Linked DNA regions of Homo sapiens: region 2 is linked to region 1. A link is an interaction called in ENCODE POLR2A ChIA-PET data of the cell type or tissue named here. Cell type or tissue: GM12878. All regions are shown on one strand. Each heading gives the region's core, and the rest is flanking DNA. Links, peaks and the distances in the headings are about the cores only. Region 1 holds the start of LOC124901397 (a long non-coding RNA gene). Region 2 overlaps NCOA7 (nuclear receptor coactivator 7).

Region 1 (8,482 bases), core at 1,690-6,689:
GATTAAGCCTGGAAAGATACTTTGGAAACTTCATTCAGTAAATGTGTATAAGACAGCAGAGAAGTTGGAAGCAAAGAACATTCCTGCGTCAATAAAATTAGATTTCTTTCTAATATTAAAATAGTAGCCAGTATTATTCCTGACACTTTCTAGTTGTCAAAGATGTTTTATTACAATTACAATGCAATAGTACTTTGATCTACATAAAGACCCGTTGTAGTATTGTTTATCTTTGTTCCTAGCTAAAGCTTCAGATCTACATTTTTTTCCTCAATGAATACAAGTATCCAATAAATGAAGACTCAATGAGGAAAAAATATTTGGTATAAATATTTCATTGTGTTTTTCAGTTTTACATTCCATCTCTTGATCTTTCCCTCAAATTGAAAGACAGTTTTAACAGTTTCGCAGTGCCTGTGGACTTTTACTTTATTTGTTGGCTCTTAATTTTGAGTATGGAAGTAGAGATAACCTTGATAATGGGAAATTTTCAAATTAGTAAAATGGATTTGCCAAGCAGGGAAAAGATGGTTTATGTACTGAAGTCCACACTAGCACCTGCCAAGAAAGTGGACATGGTGTTAACATCTGTCACAAACGTGTTTTTCAGGGTGGATCATTTGTACACATTCTTTGTTCAGTGGTCTCCCGATGTCTATGGAAAAGATGCCAAAGAGCAAGGCTTTGTGGTGGTGGAGAAGGAAGAACTGAACATGATTGACAACTTCTTCAGTGAGCCAACAACCAAGAGCTGGGAGGTGAGCACTTGGGCAGGGTTAGACCGTCGTAGTTCCTAAGGTACAGTAAGCAGTCTCGCATTCAGATTCCATGTAACAGGCTGGTAAGAAACTAGAGTCCCTGTGCACCTATGAAATTACAGAGGAAAATAACTTTATTCCTCCGTTTGAAAAAAAACACCACCACCAGCACCACCGCTATGTACACAGGCACACAGTTCATTCTGACCACACTAGATGAATCTACTTATATTCTTACTCATAGCTCCATGCCTTAGTTCAGAGCTCAGCAAATTTTTTTTTGTAAAGGGCAAGATAATAAATATATTTGGCTTTGTAGGCCATACAGTTCCTGTTGCAGGTACTCATAGCTGCCATTATAGAACAGAAGCAACCATAGTATGTAAATGAATGAGCATGACTGTGTTTCATTTCACATAGTTATTATGTGTCACAAAATATTGTTATTAATTTTTATTGAATCCCTTAAAAAATATGAAATCTTTCTTAGCTTAAGTGCCATACAAAAACAGGTGGTAGACTGGCTTTGGCTGACAAGCTGATATAGTTTGGCTCCACGTCCCCATGCAAATCATATCATAATTATAATCCCCAAATGTCAAGGGAGGCACCTGGTGGGAGGTGATTGGATCATGGGGACAGTTTCCCCGTGCTGTTCTCATGATAGTGAGGGAGTTCTCACAAGATCTGATGGTTTTAAAAGTGGCAGTTTCCGCTACGCTCGCTCGCTCTCCTGCCGCCTTGTGAAGAAGGTGCTTACCTCTCCTTTGCCTTCTGCCATGATTGTAAGTTTCCCAAGGCCTCCCCAGCTATGTGGAACTGTGAGCCAATTAAACCTCTTTTGTTTGTAAATTACTCAGTTTCAGGTAGCATCTTTATAGCAGTGTGAAAACGGACTAATACACAAGCTGTAGTTTGCCAGACCTCAGTTCCCTTCATCCAGTCAGGCAAGCATGTATCAAGTACTTCTTTAGGCGAGGGCCCTGGAAATACAATGATGGATAACATAGGCTCTCAATACTTAACAAGCTTGCAGCACTGGGAAATTGGGAGATGAGACTAGGAAAAATAGGTCTACCCCTCCTTCCTGTTCTGCTGCTCTCTTGAACCCCACTTAGCATTTCTTCTTTCCCAGCTTAGACAGATGGTAAATGAATTCAAACACATCCTTACCAGGACTCCTGAGTTCCTCCACCCCTCTCCCATCTACTGCACCCATCTAGCCTGCGTGCAATCCTGGATGAACCCACCCTCACACTTTTCTGCTCCTAGGCAGCCAAGCATTGCTGGAGAGAACCTGTCCACCAGGGAGAATGGTGCCATTACAAATACATGGTTCTGAATTCATCTGTGTCCATGTATAAGTGGCCCTGCAATACTAATTTAAACTCTTCACTCAATCTGTAGTTGCTTTTTTGATGTATGGTAGATGATATTTTTAATAGTCAATTTTTTTCCAGCACTATTTAATGATTTCCAATGTTTCCTTCATCATGTTGAAAGATCTTACATATGGACTGTGGGGCTGTATAACTTGTCATTTAAATATACAAGCAAGCTTGGATACTCTGTGCTTAAAAGCTTCAGTGGCCTCCTTATTGACTCTGCTGATTCTTACCCACCTGTTAGAATAACTACCTGGGAATTTTAAAAAACTGAATCCTAGATCCTTATTACTAGAGACATTAATTCAGTAGGTCTGGAGGGAGGAATGTTAGAATCTGTATTTTTCAAAGCTCCCAGATGATTTCCAAACAGTTATGTTTTGGAAACACTGACCTGTAGGGTAAGTTTTAAGCTCCTTCGTGGCATCAGGGCTCTTCTTTTTCTCTGCTCCTCCTACCTTTTCTGTCTCATCTACCTTCCTCATCACTGCTTTCCTTGCTGTCTCTTCTCCAGCCAATGTGAACCCAGAATCCATCTCTGCATTCCTGCTGTGCCCTGTCCCTGGAACATCTTCTCACACCCTATCCTTGCTCTCAAACTGAAGCACCATCTCCTCTGTGAATAAGCTATCTCAGAACCCCCCAGGTCACCCCAACCTCCTTTGAGTGTCTGCTGTAGATTTTGGCATCTGTATCCTATAAACCAAAAACAATGCCTGAGACAGATCTCAATCAATTTAGAGGTTTATTTTGCTAAGGTTGAGGATGCATCTGGTTAGGGAGGGAAAAAGAGACACAAGCCACAGTAGGATCTGTGTCCTGCACTTTTTCCAAAGAGGGTTTTGAGGGCTTCAGTATTTAAAGGGGGAAAAGTGGGCTGGAGAGGAAGGAGAAAAGAGGAGGGTAGAAAAAATGAGACAAACGGTTACTTTCTTGTGAGTCTTTGATTAGTGTGCACTGAATCCAAATGTTGCATGTGCAAAGGAGAGGGTAGAGGAACCCTCAATCATGTATGCCTTGTGCGCAGTAAATCTGCACTTTACATAAGATGAAGTAAACAGAGTCGTGGAAGAAGTCCAGTATGCATTGGTCTGGAGGTGAGCAGTAAGGTCAATTTCTAGTCTGCTCTTGTTTCCGACTTGTGAAAATAAGCTGTTAATTTACATTGTCCAGGTGAGGGAGACCACCTGGGGAGACAGCTGTTTAGAAACAAAAGGAAAGATGGTTTTTGTTTGTGTGGCTCAGTTTCAAAGCTTAATTTTCCCTTTTTTTGTAGTGAGTTTGTGATCCCAAGATTTTATTTTCCTTTTACAATCACATGGAATGGCACCCATTTATTTAGAATTGTTTCTCTACTGTCTCCTCACCTGCTGGAGACTGTGAGCAGCTTTATGTCTCTGTGCCTGGCAAAGCACCTGGCACCCACCATCATATAGGAAATAATAAATGTCCGCTGTCCTGGAGTCCCAGGGGCCCAGAGGAGAGTGTTGTCTTGCTGGCATTCTGTCCCAGGTTGTGCTCAGGCTGTTGCATTGAGAGTCAGTTCTGCTGGCCGTGGACTGGTCTCTAAGTATCTGCTAGAGTCTTCTTTATAACCCCCAGTGTGAGCAATACAATACACTCTGATCCCCGCAGCTGTGCCCAAGACTGAAAGGCCACTTCGGATCTGGAAGAATCACAGAAATATCACTGAAAATTGATCCAGTGCTGATCTGTATTTCTTTCTAACCTCCTGACATGTGATCTGAAGTGTAGAGGAGGACTCATCCTGCTTATTAGTCATTAAAACTAATTCCAAAATGTAAAAAGATAAGTATTACTCTGCCAACTGTTTTATAAAACTACATGTAAGATGACATCTTTCACAACCTCATGTAAACCAGATGTTTTCCCATTCTTTTAAGTCCCTCCCACCAACAAACATGACATAGTATTGAAGTGAAATGCCGTTTGTTCTAACTGTAATGAAGCCTACCTCCACCGAAGGCTCCTTTTCATCCTTCCTTTGAGATTCAAGCTTATACCAGGGATCACACGTACCATTTTAAATGGAGCTTTAGCCTTAAAGAAGGTGCTGGGGGCGGGGGAGAAAAAAAAAAGAAAAAAAACTCTGAAAAGGCAGGGCTAGAAAAGCTAGGTTCACTGGAGGGACGATTAGGAAAAAAAGTATAAGAAGGAAAAGAAAAAAAATGAACAATGGGGTTTTATCATAGTGTTGGGAAACCACCGTTTCAAAGGTGAAAGTGTCCTTTTACAGTCTCACAGCGATGCCTGGCAGGAAGTGTGTTTGCTCTAAATCCTAATTTGGGTGTGTTCCTGTAGAAATGTTGAAACTTCTCCTGAGGGAAACAGAAACTCAATCATGCAGGAAACTAGATACTGAGAAAACAGTTGTAGCTCAGCGTGGCTACAAGTAACTGTGGTGTGGAAGCAGAGTAGAGAGAAAACTTGTTCCTCATTAGAGAGAGAGCCACACTTCTCACTGCTCACAATGAGAGGCCAAAGATTACCCTTGGACATCCAGATTTTCTATTGTGCCAGACCTGACGAAGAGCCTTTTGTGAAGGTATGTTGGAGTGCGTCCCGAGGGCTAATAAGGTGCTGGTGAATTCTCAGTGATGTACCTCCGAGTTTCTTTTGAAAGTCGTTCTAATTAGAAAGGATTGTGCTGACATTTCTACCAGCAGGTGTTTTATTCATTGCGGAGAGGGTTATGGTGTGGTTGCCTCTTCTCATTGGAGCCAGAAATCCATATTTGATTTTTTTTCATTCCACAGCCTCATTTTATACTTGTGATAAACACAGAGTTTGCTGAAAACAGAGTGTTTTATTTCATTCATTTAAAATGCTTGGTTTGTGATTCTTGATAGTGTTTTCACTACGGAAACACTCCCCCAGAAAATGGTAAAATTAGTAAGCTTAATTTTCTTACTTGTAAATCTGGCTCAGACGCCAGCGGGTACTTTGTATCTGTCATTGTGCATTTTGGAAATTGAGTAGTGCACTACTGCCTGACAACTTGCACTGGATTTAACTTAAATGTTTTTCTCTATAATATAAAATCATTAATACTAGTACATTTTGGTGAATTAGTTGTCTAATATAATCCTTCACTTGATCTTACACAAAAGGCCAAGAAGCCTAATATACACTCTTCAATCTGAAAGTAATCCAGTGATTTATCCATAATTTAAGAAGGGCCAAAAATGGATTTTAGAGTAAAATGAACTTTGGTAATTCATAAGCATAGCTAGAGTTAAATAATAAATGTTTTGTACAATATGATGTTTCTAGGTTTAGAAGGGGAGACTATTTTTATCATCTCTGAACAGTACATAAATAATTGTAACCTAGTTGTAATTTAGACTAAAGCTTCACACTTCTTTGTACTCATGCTCCTGGTAGCTGTTATCATTCGTTATTTCTAACAGAAGTGGTTTCTATGTGCACAACCTTAAGAGAAAACATCAGGAACCTGATTAAAAACTATCCTCATCACCGCAAACTCCCTATTTATAGAAGACTTACCTACTGAATGATCTCCGATTAGTCCTTTAACAATTCAGATCCTAAATCTAAAGGCTAAAAGAGAATCATTTAGGGCATTTCAAAGGTAGAAATCTTCTGGTGTTATATACTATTCTCAGTGACCGAGCAATCAGCAGCTATACTAAAACTGGAAAACTCGTGACTTTATTTATTTATTTATTTTATTTCTATATGGAGATAGGGGTCCCATCATGTTGCTCAGGCTAGTCTCAAACTCCTGGGCTCAAGCCATCTTCCTCCTGCCTTGGCCTCCCAAAGTGCTGGGCATACAGGCATGAGCCACCACGTCTAGCCTTGTGACTTGTGACTTTAATTTATACATATTAACTGCCTCGATTGTACTGTCTTTAATTGTGCATTTGTTCTGAAACTGAAAAATTAGCCATTTCCCCAAAGTCCTGTTCAGTTGATTTCCTGCTGCCGAAGCGTCACCTTTTCAAGCACGGGTGTCCCTAGAGTGATTTTTTAAATTAGCAGTTAGAAGAAAAGCCAATAAGTTATTTTTCTTGGCTTGTTTTCTCATTTCAGATCATCACTGTTGAAGAGGCAAAGCGCAGGAAGAGCACATGCAGCTACTATGAAGACGAGGACGAAGAGGTGCTGCCTGTCCTACGGCCCCACAGCGCGCTCCTGGAGAATATGCACATCGAGCAGGTGGGCTCGCCCTGGCCACCAAGGGTGGGGGTTCCTAGGCTTTAAGAAATATTTCCCTTGGCCAGGTACAGTGGCTCATGCCTGTAATCCTCACACTTTGGGAGGCCAAGGCAGGCGGATCACTTGAGGTCAGGAGTTTGAGACCAGACTGGACAACATGGCAAAACCCCATCTCTACTAAAAATACAAAAATTGGCCGGGCGTGATGGCACATGCCTCTAATCCCAGCTACTCAGGAGGCTGAGACAGGAGAATTGCTTGAGCCTGGGAGGTGGAGGTTGCAGTGAGCCAAGATCGCACCACTGCATTCCAGCCTGCGCAACAGAGTGAGACTCTGTCTCAAAAAAAAAAAAAATTCCCATCCCTGAATGCATTTGCCCTTCTCACTTGGGCTGAAGGATGAGGCTTGTGAGGAAGGAGGAACACCAGCAGCCCACTAAGGCCAGTGCCCCCTGCTCTGCCTCTGAAAAGTCGCATTCCCTGCTGACTTCTTAGTAGTATGAGGAGTTGGTCAGACACTAACATCCTTCTCTCAAACCTGAAGAAAAAGCCATTTCTAATCTTAAAAAAATAAAAATTTTAAGCGTCCTACCATAGTCCTAATATGCTTTAAAAAGGATCCAAATTTATCCTTGTAATTATTGCAGAGTTCCCATAGCTTTGATGTATAGGGCTCAATAAAAGTAATACAGCAAAGGCACTCTACTTGCTTTATGAAAAATACCTACCTACAGGACAATTTTTCCTTTTTCTATGATTTTCTTTGTGTATTTTAGTTTCTGAATGTTTACTTGAAATTCATGAAATATTATAATGCACTTATGTTTGAACTGTAGTAAGGAATCCCTGGCATTTCCCTCATCAGTCAGCTTAGAGACATGAATTTTAGAGACCTTAAATAATCATTAAGTTTGGCTCCCTAGTTTACTGAGGAACCAGTAAAGACCCAAGACAGCCAAGAAGCTTGACCAAGTAATTATAGAGTGTGGGATTCACACTGACACTGAAACTGATTTTAAGCACTCTGAAGACTCAGCACTTCATGGCCTCCTTTGGTAATATTCTTGAAGAGATATACATTATTGGTTATTTATGGCCAAGTTTAAATATTGATGCAGGTAAAAGATATAGGTGCAATAAGAACAGATGACACCTGACTTCTAACACTAAACGTCCCTGTTTTTTTGCCCTCACTTCTGTGCAAAGCTGCAGCTCTCAGTAGCAGTTTTGAGCCTCTGAGTGTTTAGAAAGAAAAATTGGGAAAATATGAACTGTTTGGTAAAAGCCAGGTTGAAGTGGAAAGGAAGGGCATGTGTCTAGTTTATGCCTCTTTATCCAGCTTGATCTGTGTCTTCAAATATATAGCAGGATAGGGACTCCATAGTCATGTCCCTGAATGGGAAGACACCTCCTGGCCAGTATCCTTGCCAAGGTAAACACTGTCAAATGATCATTTTCTTGGTTTAGAATAGCAAATATTTGCCAGAATAAGGAGGGGCACTATGTGAGTGTATGATACTGAGTTTGAATAACAGGCATTTGTTTTGTGCCACATGTTCGTGAGCAATTTGTGGGTGAACCTTCTGTTTACATCTCTTCCTTTGGCTTTGTAGCTGGCCCGACGCCTTCCTGCAAGGGTGCAAGGGTATCCATGGAGACTGGCCTATAGCACGTTAGAGCACGGGACCAGCTTAAAGACGCTCTACCGGAAATCGGCATCACTAGACAGTCCTGTCCTATTGGTCATCAAAGATATGGATAATCAGGTGAGGCCTGTCCCTCTCATAAAGAATATTTTTTAATAATTTTTCAAAATTCCCAACAGTAGAGAGACTAGTACCATATACTTCCATCACCCAGATTCCACAGTTAACAGGATTTTGCCTTCTGTGTCTTTTATCTTTGTTTTTTCTCTGCTGAAATATTTTGAAGTAAATCCCAATCATTATGGCATTTCACCCCTACATATTTCAGGATCATCTCCAAAATGCAAATGGATCATACTTCCAAATACAGTCACATTCTAAGGAGCTTTTTTCTATCACCATGAAGTGGAAAAGTATAATGATATCCCACAGCCTAAAAACTGGAAAGTTGGGGTGGAGTGAGATCTGGATTTGGAAACAGTTGCAGAAA
Region 2 (8,482 bases), core at 1,126-6,125, 84 kb before region 1:
CAAATCTAGCCCAACCAAAAAAGATAATTATGTTCATTTAGAGTCACTCATTTTAGTGTACCTATAGTGGTTCCTAGAAGTCAATAATTTATCTTCAGGTAATCACAAATGATTAATGAGCTATCAGTTTATTTTTCTGACAGTTGATATCAAGCTACTCGGTGTGTCATTTCCAAATTTTTTATTTCTTTTGAAAACCAGGTTTGTTTGTTTTTTTTTTTTCCTACTTCCAATTTTCTTTCTCAGTGATTCTTTTGAGATTACTGGTAATGGTACTGCAACTCAGAGGGTTGCTTTGACAGGACTAGAGACTTCATCCTGGATTTCACTTTCTTCTTAGCCATGGATATGTCATCCTTTTTAATTTTTTGCCTATTCTCTTTGCTAAAGCTAAAAATAGGATTGGACTAGACCTGTTTTCTCTCTCTTACAGCTTAACTTCACCCAGTGGGCCTATTGCTTCTTGCCTCTTCAGCCTCTCAACATCCCTATAATTTTCTCGTTAGTTTTCCTTTGCATTGTTTACAAACTTCTGCATATGCTGAGCTTTCACTTTCTATGCCTGTTCCTATAGACTTCTGTCATTTGCTTTTTGCTTTCGTTTGAGCTCTATTATGTGCCTTCTCGCCATCCCCTATATGCCTGCCCATTAGAAACTTGAGTTTATTGGGCCATATTTGTTTACTGAGATGCTTTCAGCATTGGTTCTTCCACAGACTCATTTGTGATGGAGTTGACAGAATTTGTTTCGGAAGAACATATTACAGACATGAGCCGCCACACTGGGCTTGTTTGCGTCAATTCTTTCACAGTGTTATCTGCTCTATACTTCTTCCGTATCTCCCTTTTGATTGACAGTTAAAATCTTCACCTAAAAATAAAAAAAAATAATTAATCCAAATCTACAAAATTTCTACCAATAATTTCAAAGGCACTAGGGAATCATTTCAGGTTTCTTCCATGACAGTCAATCTCTTGATCATGTGTCTGGACAATTTCCTCTTGAGTGATGGCTATAATAATTTTTAGGAGGCTCTCTGCCACTTTGACATTTTGTGCGCTAAACCTGCCTAACCCTACCCAGGTCAAATTTTGGTTGCTTTTATCCCCCTGCTAGGGAGCCCCCAAATACTTTACTCTCTTTTAACTACTTAAGGGATGAACAAAACAAGCAGTAAATTATTTTATTATTTGCCAGGCAAGAGGACACACACATGTTCATTGGTAATGCTACTTAGAGATTGAAGTTTGTACCCTGGATAGGGGAAATGAAGTTTGCAGCCTGGATAGAGGAAATGAGTCCATAAGGCCACAAATGATTGGTTTTAACTAGTCCCATTTGTCATGGGGCAGTGAAGAGCCTTCACTTAGGGCCCTTAAGGGCCTAGCATACCAAGGATGCTCAAAGATCACAGTTTTATATCAGCTTTGGCTGGTGGGCTGTTCAGAATTCACAGCCAGTTACAGTGAAACTCAGCACCAAGCTTAGCTCCTGGGGAAGTGCTGCTACAAAGTGGATGTTCTTTGGCAGGACACAGGAGGAACCGCTGGATCTCTCAGCCACCTTGTTATTTTCTGCAGCCTCGGCTGCTCCAGATTTCAGGTCTGTGGGACATCGCCACACTGTTGTGTCACAGCATGGCATGGTCTCCAGACCTCCTTTCTCCCCTGCCATGTGTTCTGCCCACCAAATCGTTTCAGTTTCTCTCTGGAACTTCAGAATAGTTTTCTTTCTTGCATATTATGTAAGTTATTTTTCAACTTCCAGAAATCATGCTTAATGAAACATATCTTCAAAATAAAACTTCTGCTCCAGTTTGTGTTGCCGCAGAGTGAAACTATTGGCACTAGAAATTTGTGAATTTGAAGTCATAAATTGTAAGTGATTTGCATAGTTTAACCTCATTAAAGAGAAAATGAGAAATTAAGAAAAAAGTGGAAACCAGGACAGATAAATTTGCTTATTATGAAGATCAAACATAAAACAGTTGAGTAGGCAGACAGCTAAAACTCTTGGAAATAATGGGGCTGGCCGGGCTTGGTGGCTCACACCTGTAATCCCAGGACTATGGGAGGCTGAGGTAGGTGCATTACTTGAAGTCAGGAGTTTGAGACCAGCCTGGCCTCATGGTGAAACCCTGTCTGTACTAAAAATACAAAAATTAGCGAGGTGTGACAGGCTCCTGTAATCCCAGCTACTCGGGAAGCTGAGGCAGGAGAATTGGGAGGCAGAAGTTGCAGTGAGCTGAGATCACACCACTGCACTCCAGTCTAGGCAACAGAGCAAGATTCTGTCAAAAGAAAAGGAAAGGAAAGGGAGGGGGGGAGGGGGAGGGACAGGGGGAGGGAATAAATGAGGCTGATGTCTTGTTTCAATCAGGGTGGTGGCAAGGGGTGCTTTGGGGGCTGTGGCTTCTCTCTCCATTCACCTGTGCCATTGCCATCAGCACGTTCCACAGGCCACCCCAAATAAACATGCAGTTCTAATAAAAGGAGTCAGGTTGCTTAGCTGGTGCAGCTTTAAGACATATCCCTGACCTCCTCTCACTCCCCCAAAACTCAGTTTTGCCCCTAACTTCTAACTGCAGAGAAATTATAAAGTTAACACTAGCTTAAGTAAGGCCCTTCTTCCCTTTGTCTCTTCCTTCCTTTTTGTTGATTCTACAGTGTTGTTTCCTCTGAGAAATAATAATAGAATTTAAAAAAATTGTCATGTTAAACTGCAAAGCTTTTATTATTTTTTTAAAATCGTAATGCTTGCAAAAACATTTGGTCGGTAGGATTATTAAGACGTGACAAAATGATCTTTAAAAATAAGATGTACTTTCATACACAGTGGAAGAGTATTAACAGAAATATGTGGGCAGCTTATTTTTGTTTTTGTTTTAATAAAAACAAATATTTGGTTTTAACCATAAAAAGTTCTCATGATACAATTATTTGTGTGTCTGAAATCATCACTAGAGAAAACTAAAGTGACTTTAAAATGTAAATAATACTTATTAAATACATGTGAACATAGTATAATTAATCCCTTGTAGGTAAAAGAAAATTCTTTAAAGTTTGATTAAAAAAACGGAAGATTTTTGTTCATCAGATAATCCCCATATGATCTAGATTCATTTATTTACTTAGTTGTTTATTGTTATAGACATTTAGGGATGGAAAATATCTTAAAAACAACCTAAGCTAACTTCTTGGTAGAGGTGAGCTACTGAGGTCTTAAGAGGTTGTTATTTAACCAGGGTCACCAGACTCTCAGCTGCTGCAAGCCACAGACAGAGGTTTTCTCTTAGCAGAGTTGTGCTTTCATCTCACTCTACTTTAGCAGACCAATGATATCTCAAGCTTGCGTGTTTCTTTTAAGACCTCACTGAAGTCTTGCTGACCTAAAAGGAAGAAGCTGAGGCAAAATTAATGCAGGTAGAGTTGATTTGAGCCAAACTTGAGGATTGTAGCCCAGGAGCATAGATTGAAGATGCCCTGAATATACACTCTGATTAGCAGCAGTTACAAGTTGATTTTTAAAGGCAAAAAAGAGATAGGAAGTGGGCTGATACAAAGTGATGTGCCAGGAATTCTTGTTGGCTTACAGAAATAGCATTGATTAGTGATTGGCTATGCATTAAGTTATAGTGTCTGGTGTGGCATTATTAGATTAATTTATAGCTGCTTGTGGCAATAGCAGGCTGGTTCTGGAGATGAATACATAGCTCCAGCGGGAAGTAAGATGTGATTGCAGTCTCATTTTAGTGTCTCTGCAGCCTGATAATTTAAAAGGATGTATATTTCCCAGATAAAAGTTCTTTTCTTTTCTCAGGCTAAAAGAGGTAGAACACTTATTCCAGAATCTTTAAAATTTCCTGAGTTCCCCAATAATGCAGCCTTGATAGGCACACAATCTAATCTTAAGATACAACAGCTATCCATGTTATTTTCATGTGATAAAGACTGCTAAGTTTCCAAGTATCATCCAAACCCAGCTCAGCCAATCCACATTTTTGTGTTGTTGGCATGGAGCAACCTTACTTACGCAAATTCCTGTAATAGTCAGGAAGCTCTTTCCCCTTTCTAGGTCAAGTAACAGAAAACAGATCAGACTACCTTAGGAGAAAAAAAAAAAGGAATATGGAGTTTCTGGTTCACATAAGTAAAAAGTCCCAGATAAGATTTGACATCAGGAATGCCTGGATTTGGGACTCAAATAATGTCATTATGACTCAGTTTGTCTGTATCTAAATCCTTCCTTTCTTTTAGCTTCCTTTTTCAGGCTTTACTTGATAAATGCTGCTAAGTCAGAATCTCTATTATGCAACAGCAGGCAAAGCAAATGCTTGCTATTAGGTCTCACAAGTCCTGAGACTCACAGGGATTGGACCAACTTAGAGCCGGTGCTAGGTTTTGGAGTAGTGGCTGCCACTGGCAGAGGCAGAGACTCAGTGCTTTGATTGGACAGGCCCACATAAAGATGTCCTTCCTGGAGCTAGGATGAGTCCTACCCAGATCTGGTATTACAGAATAAGGAATAGATTGTAGGGAGGCCATTGAAATCTACTGCAGTTTTCTGTAGTATGTCAGGCACTGTACTAGGCACTGGATTTAAAGCTTTTAAAAAGGAGAATGACATGCTTTGAGTCTCAGTGAGTTTTTAGACACTGTACATGTCACTGTAAATATCATAGTTAATTCCATCATTGAATGGATGATTTGACAAGATAACCTTTAAAGAACTTTCCTACTTGAGATTCTATGATTTACGCTTCTTGGAAACAAAATGGAAAAGGTACAAATTCTTTCATTAGTTTAGGTAATTATATTTTCATCTTAAACTGTTTTAGAATTTTTAATATTGTGACAGCTTTATGTAGAATTCAGAAAACTCAATTTAGTGTTTAATACCACAACTCCACTAAAACAGTATCTGAATATAGAAAAATTAATTTATGAATAAAGAGCACTTTAAAAAATGTATAGTTGTCATGCCAGGGACATAATGGTTGGTAAATATGAATTTTCATTTTTGCTGATGCCATTGTGAAGTTGTAATGTATACATGCGTTAAAATATTGAGCCCCTCTTTTTAAGGGACCCTTTGATGTAGATGATTAAAGATTGAAGATTCTTTGGTCTAATCCATACAAACAGCAATGAAATTTTCCCTGATTTGGCTTTTGTTTGAACTGTAGCTGATATACTCCCTGCAGAGTCTCAGTAATAGTTAAAAACATATTTATTTTCCCCCATCTGATAAAATATTGTTATCATTCCATTTTGGTTTTCTTCAAAACCGCCTTTAACTCAGCCAAAATAAAGTCCAGCTGAGTTTTCTTATGGCTTAATGCAGGAGTATGGAAATCCACAGGAAATTTGGATGACTATTATTCCAACATTACAAATGTTCAAGAGAGTTTTAGAAACTGTATTGAAATTAAAAGGAATGCCTGGGAGCAGAACATTTAAAACCACATAAACAAGTACACATCTATGAGAAATTACCTTGCCTTTTATCAACAACTACTAAAAAATAAAAAAGAACACGTAGTAAAATCAAAGCAAAACTTTCTTGGTAAAGTCTGCTACTGGAGAGGGTGCTTGATAACTTAGTTAATTTCATATTAGGAAGTTGGTTGCACCTGTGTGTGCCAGGTGACATATTAAGTATGAAGAAACATTTATGATAGGAAATTCCAGCTCTCCATTTGGGGCAAAGTGTTCAAGCAGTGGGGAATTGTTAGGTCTTGGGGTAGTTATCTCCTCACAAAATACCTTACATTATTCTTTAAATTAGATAAATGTTGAGTGAAGTTTGATTTCTCTCATTGTATGTGTGTAAAGCGACTTTGCTTGAGAAATTAGCCTAAAAGTCTATGTAACATGGTCTGATTCAAGGTTTATATCAATTTATGAAATTTGACATAGATAACTTATAATTAGCCTGCTTCATCTTTCCCGGATTGAAGTTTGTTTCTCATTCATTCATTCATTCATTCATACATGCTCCACCTTTAAGGCATCTTCAGAAAAGTACACGTGTGTCACCTGTGTATAACCAGCCATGCCTTGGTCCAGTCCCAGGATTAAGTCACATTCAAAGAAATAAGTATATCAGAGAAAATAATTGAAAATAAATATTTACTTCACCTTTCAGAAAACATCCAAGGGGGTAATAAATGCCATATATTTGATAAAACTTTAAAATCCTCTTTCTCCATCTCTCTGACCTTTTACATGTCTCTCAGCTACTTCCCCAAACTCTTTCTCCTTTTTGAAACCCTTCCCATATCCAGTCAGTGTATCTCCTCATGTCCTTACCTTTTCCCCTTCTTTCCTTTTAGGTTTATTTTCTTCTATTTCTTCTCTCACTATATTTCTTTTTCCACTTCTCCCCCTAATTCATTTCCCACACCTGTGTTCATAAGCTCAGAACCAGGAAAAGGAAACAAACCCAGAGTTCCCTTAGGAGGCAGCATGAGGAAGGAGGCTGAGATCATCCATATGCTATTATATTTTCTCATCATTGCACTTATTAAAGAAATTACGATATACTATTTAAAAATGGAAAGTCCAGACCAGGGAACATATAAATTGGCATGAAAAATGGGACAGTAAATTGCATGCTGCTCTTAGTTGTATGACTGATGCAGAACTACTTCATGGTCGGTGTTAAAAAGGGACTCCTTCCCATATTTCTTCCTCTTAATGAGTAGAGCACACGCCAGTCCCTTTGATAACAAAGCCCTTCCTAGTCCTTAACTCTCTAGGGGCTAAGGAAAAACTTCCCCTTCACCCTCTGAAGCTTCACTGAAAAATGAACTCATAAAAGGCAGATTAATAAGAGAGAAGCATACAATTTTTTTTTAACATTCATGAGGAGAACCCAAGTGTTTGGGAGACCATGAAGTGTTTACCCAAGCCTACAATGGGGTGCAGAAGCTTCTATACCATCTTGAGGTCACGGAAAGAATGGGGCTCAGGGCATGGCCAAAAATCAAGATTACAGTGGCAAGATAGATTATGGGGAAGGAAAGAAGAGGAGGAGGCCTGGCTTGTGAAGGTAGTCTTGTTATACAGATGAAACCTGATAGGTGGCAGCCATCAGAGAGGATAGGTGGTAAATGCTTCTTTCAGATCTTTAAAGGTGTCCGACTCTCAGTTAAATCTTTCCTAGATCAGGACAAGGGAAGACCTGGCTGGATTGATGCAAAACTCCCCCATGAAAGACAGCTTTGCAGGGGTACTTCTGTTTGCAAGCCCTCTGAACAGCCATCTCAAAACATGTCAAAGAAGCATATTCTGGAGTGAAATGCTTTTATTTCCTTCACTAGAGGTGTTCTCTGGTTCTCCAACACCAGTTGAGTGTCCAACAATTCCATTCAATTTTGACACTAACTTCTCAGAGTTAGCCTCAGACTCCACAGATTTAAGAGCTCTGTTGTAAGTCCCAGGTCCCCAGACCACCTGTACTTTTGTCCACCTTGACTGCAAATTTGGGGTTTCCCATGACCGCCTCCTCAGGTTTGAGAGTTCACTAGAACTGCGCAGGGGACTCAGGAAAACACTTTTCTTACACTTAACCAGTTTATTATAAAGGATATAACTCAGGAACAGCCCAATGGAAGAGAGGCAGAGGGCAAGGTATGGGGGACTCAGGGGTGGTAGGTTGGGGGATTCAGGGGTGGTGCCAACAAGCTTCCATGCCCTCTCTGGGTGCACCACCTTCGCAGACGCATAGTGTGTTCATCACCCTGGAAACTTTCAGAACTTCGACATTTAAGGGTTTTTCTTGGAGGTTCATTACCTATGCATGATTGATTAAATCATTAGCCCTTGGTGATTTTTGTTTGTTTGTTTGTTTGTTTTTGAGACAGAGTATCACTCTGTCACCCAGGCTAGAGTGCAGTGGAGCAATCTCAGCTCACTGCAACCTCTGCCTCCCGGGTTCAAGCAATTCTCCTGCCTCAGCCTCCCAAGTAGCTGGGACTGCAGGTGCATGCCACCACGCCTGGATAATTTTTGTATTTTTAGTAGAGATGGGGTTTCACCATTTTGGCTAGGCTGGTCTTGAACTCCTGATTCAAGTAATCAGTCCAACCTCAGCCTCACAAAGTGCTGGGATTACAAGAGTCAGCCACTGCGCGAGGCCTAGGCCTTAGTGATTTAACTCTATCTGCTGTCCCCTCCCCTCTTGAGAAGTGGACTGTCGGGTGGGGCTGAAAGTTCCAACCTTTTAATCCTGGCTGGATCTTTCTGGTGGCTAGACCCCATCTAGAAGCTCTCGAGGCACCTCCCTCCCTCCGCAGCTTTGAGTCATCTCATGAGAATACAAAAGACGCTCTTTATCACTCACGAGATTCCAGTGTTTTAGGAAGTCTGTGCCAGGAACCTGGGGACAAAGACCAAATACAGTAATGTTCCACATAAGCCACTGGCCTCATTTATGATGGTGGTTCCATAAGATTATGATGGGGCTAACAAATTCTAT

What was found. Peaks named below come from ENCODE experiments on the same cell type or tissue, not always from the same donor. Only the 100,000 strongest peaks of a DNase experiment are listed, where the experiment ranks them.
Region 2: POLR2A ChIA-PET joins it to region 1 with 10 read pairs; 8 of 35 experiments call an interaction of 5 or more read pairs at or near these places.

What each region holds. Positions count from the first base shown.
Region 1 is chr6:125,914,723-125,923,204 of GRCh38, forward strand. NCOA7 (nuclear receptor coactivator 7) reads left to right here. Exons shown (of 16, transcript NM_181782.5): 11 at 611-758; 12 at 6,221-6,346; 13 at 7,960-8,112. It overlaps LOC124901397 (a long non-coding RNA gene), which reads right to left and starts at 4,320. Exons shown (of 2, transcript XR_007059741.1): 1 at 4,119-4,320; 2 at 3,458-3,809. RefSeq lists an enhancer at 3,497-4,696. In GM12878, for the core only: no CTCF peak of the experiment used is centred there; a DNase peak (open chromatin) is centred at 4,479; H3K4me3 peaks cover 2,214 bases; H3K27ac peaks cover 2,201 bases.
Region 2 is chr6:125,831,275-125,839,756 of GRCh38, forward strand. All of the region lies in intron 2 of NCOA7 (nuclear receptor coactivator 7), which reads left to right. Among named protein-coding and RNA genes, the nearest start is that of NCOA7-AS1, 17 kb to the left of the region's middle. In GM12878, for the core only: no CTCF peak of the experiment used is centred there; a DNase peak (open chromatin) is centred at 3,317; H3K27ac peaks cover 905 bases.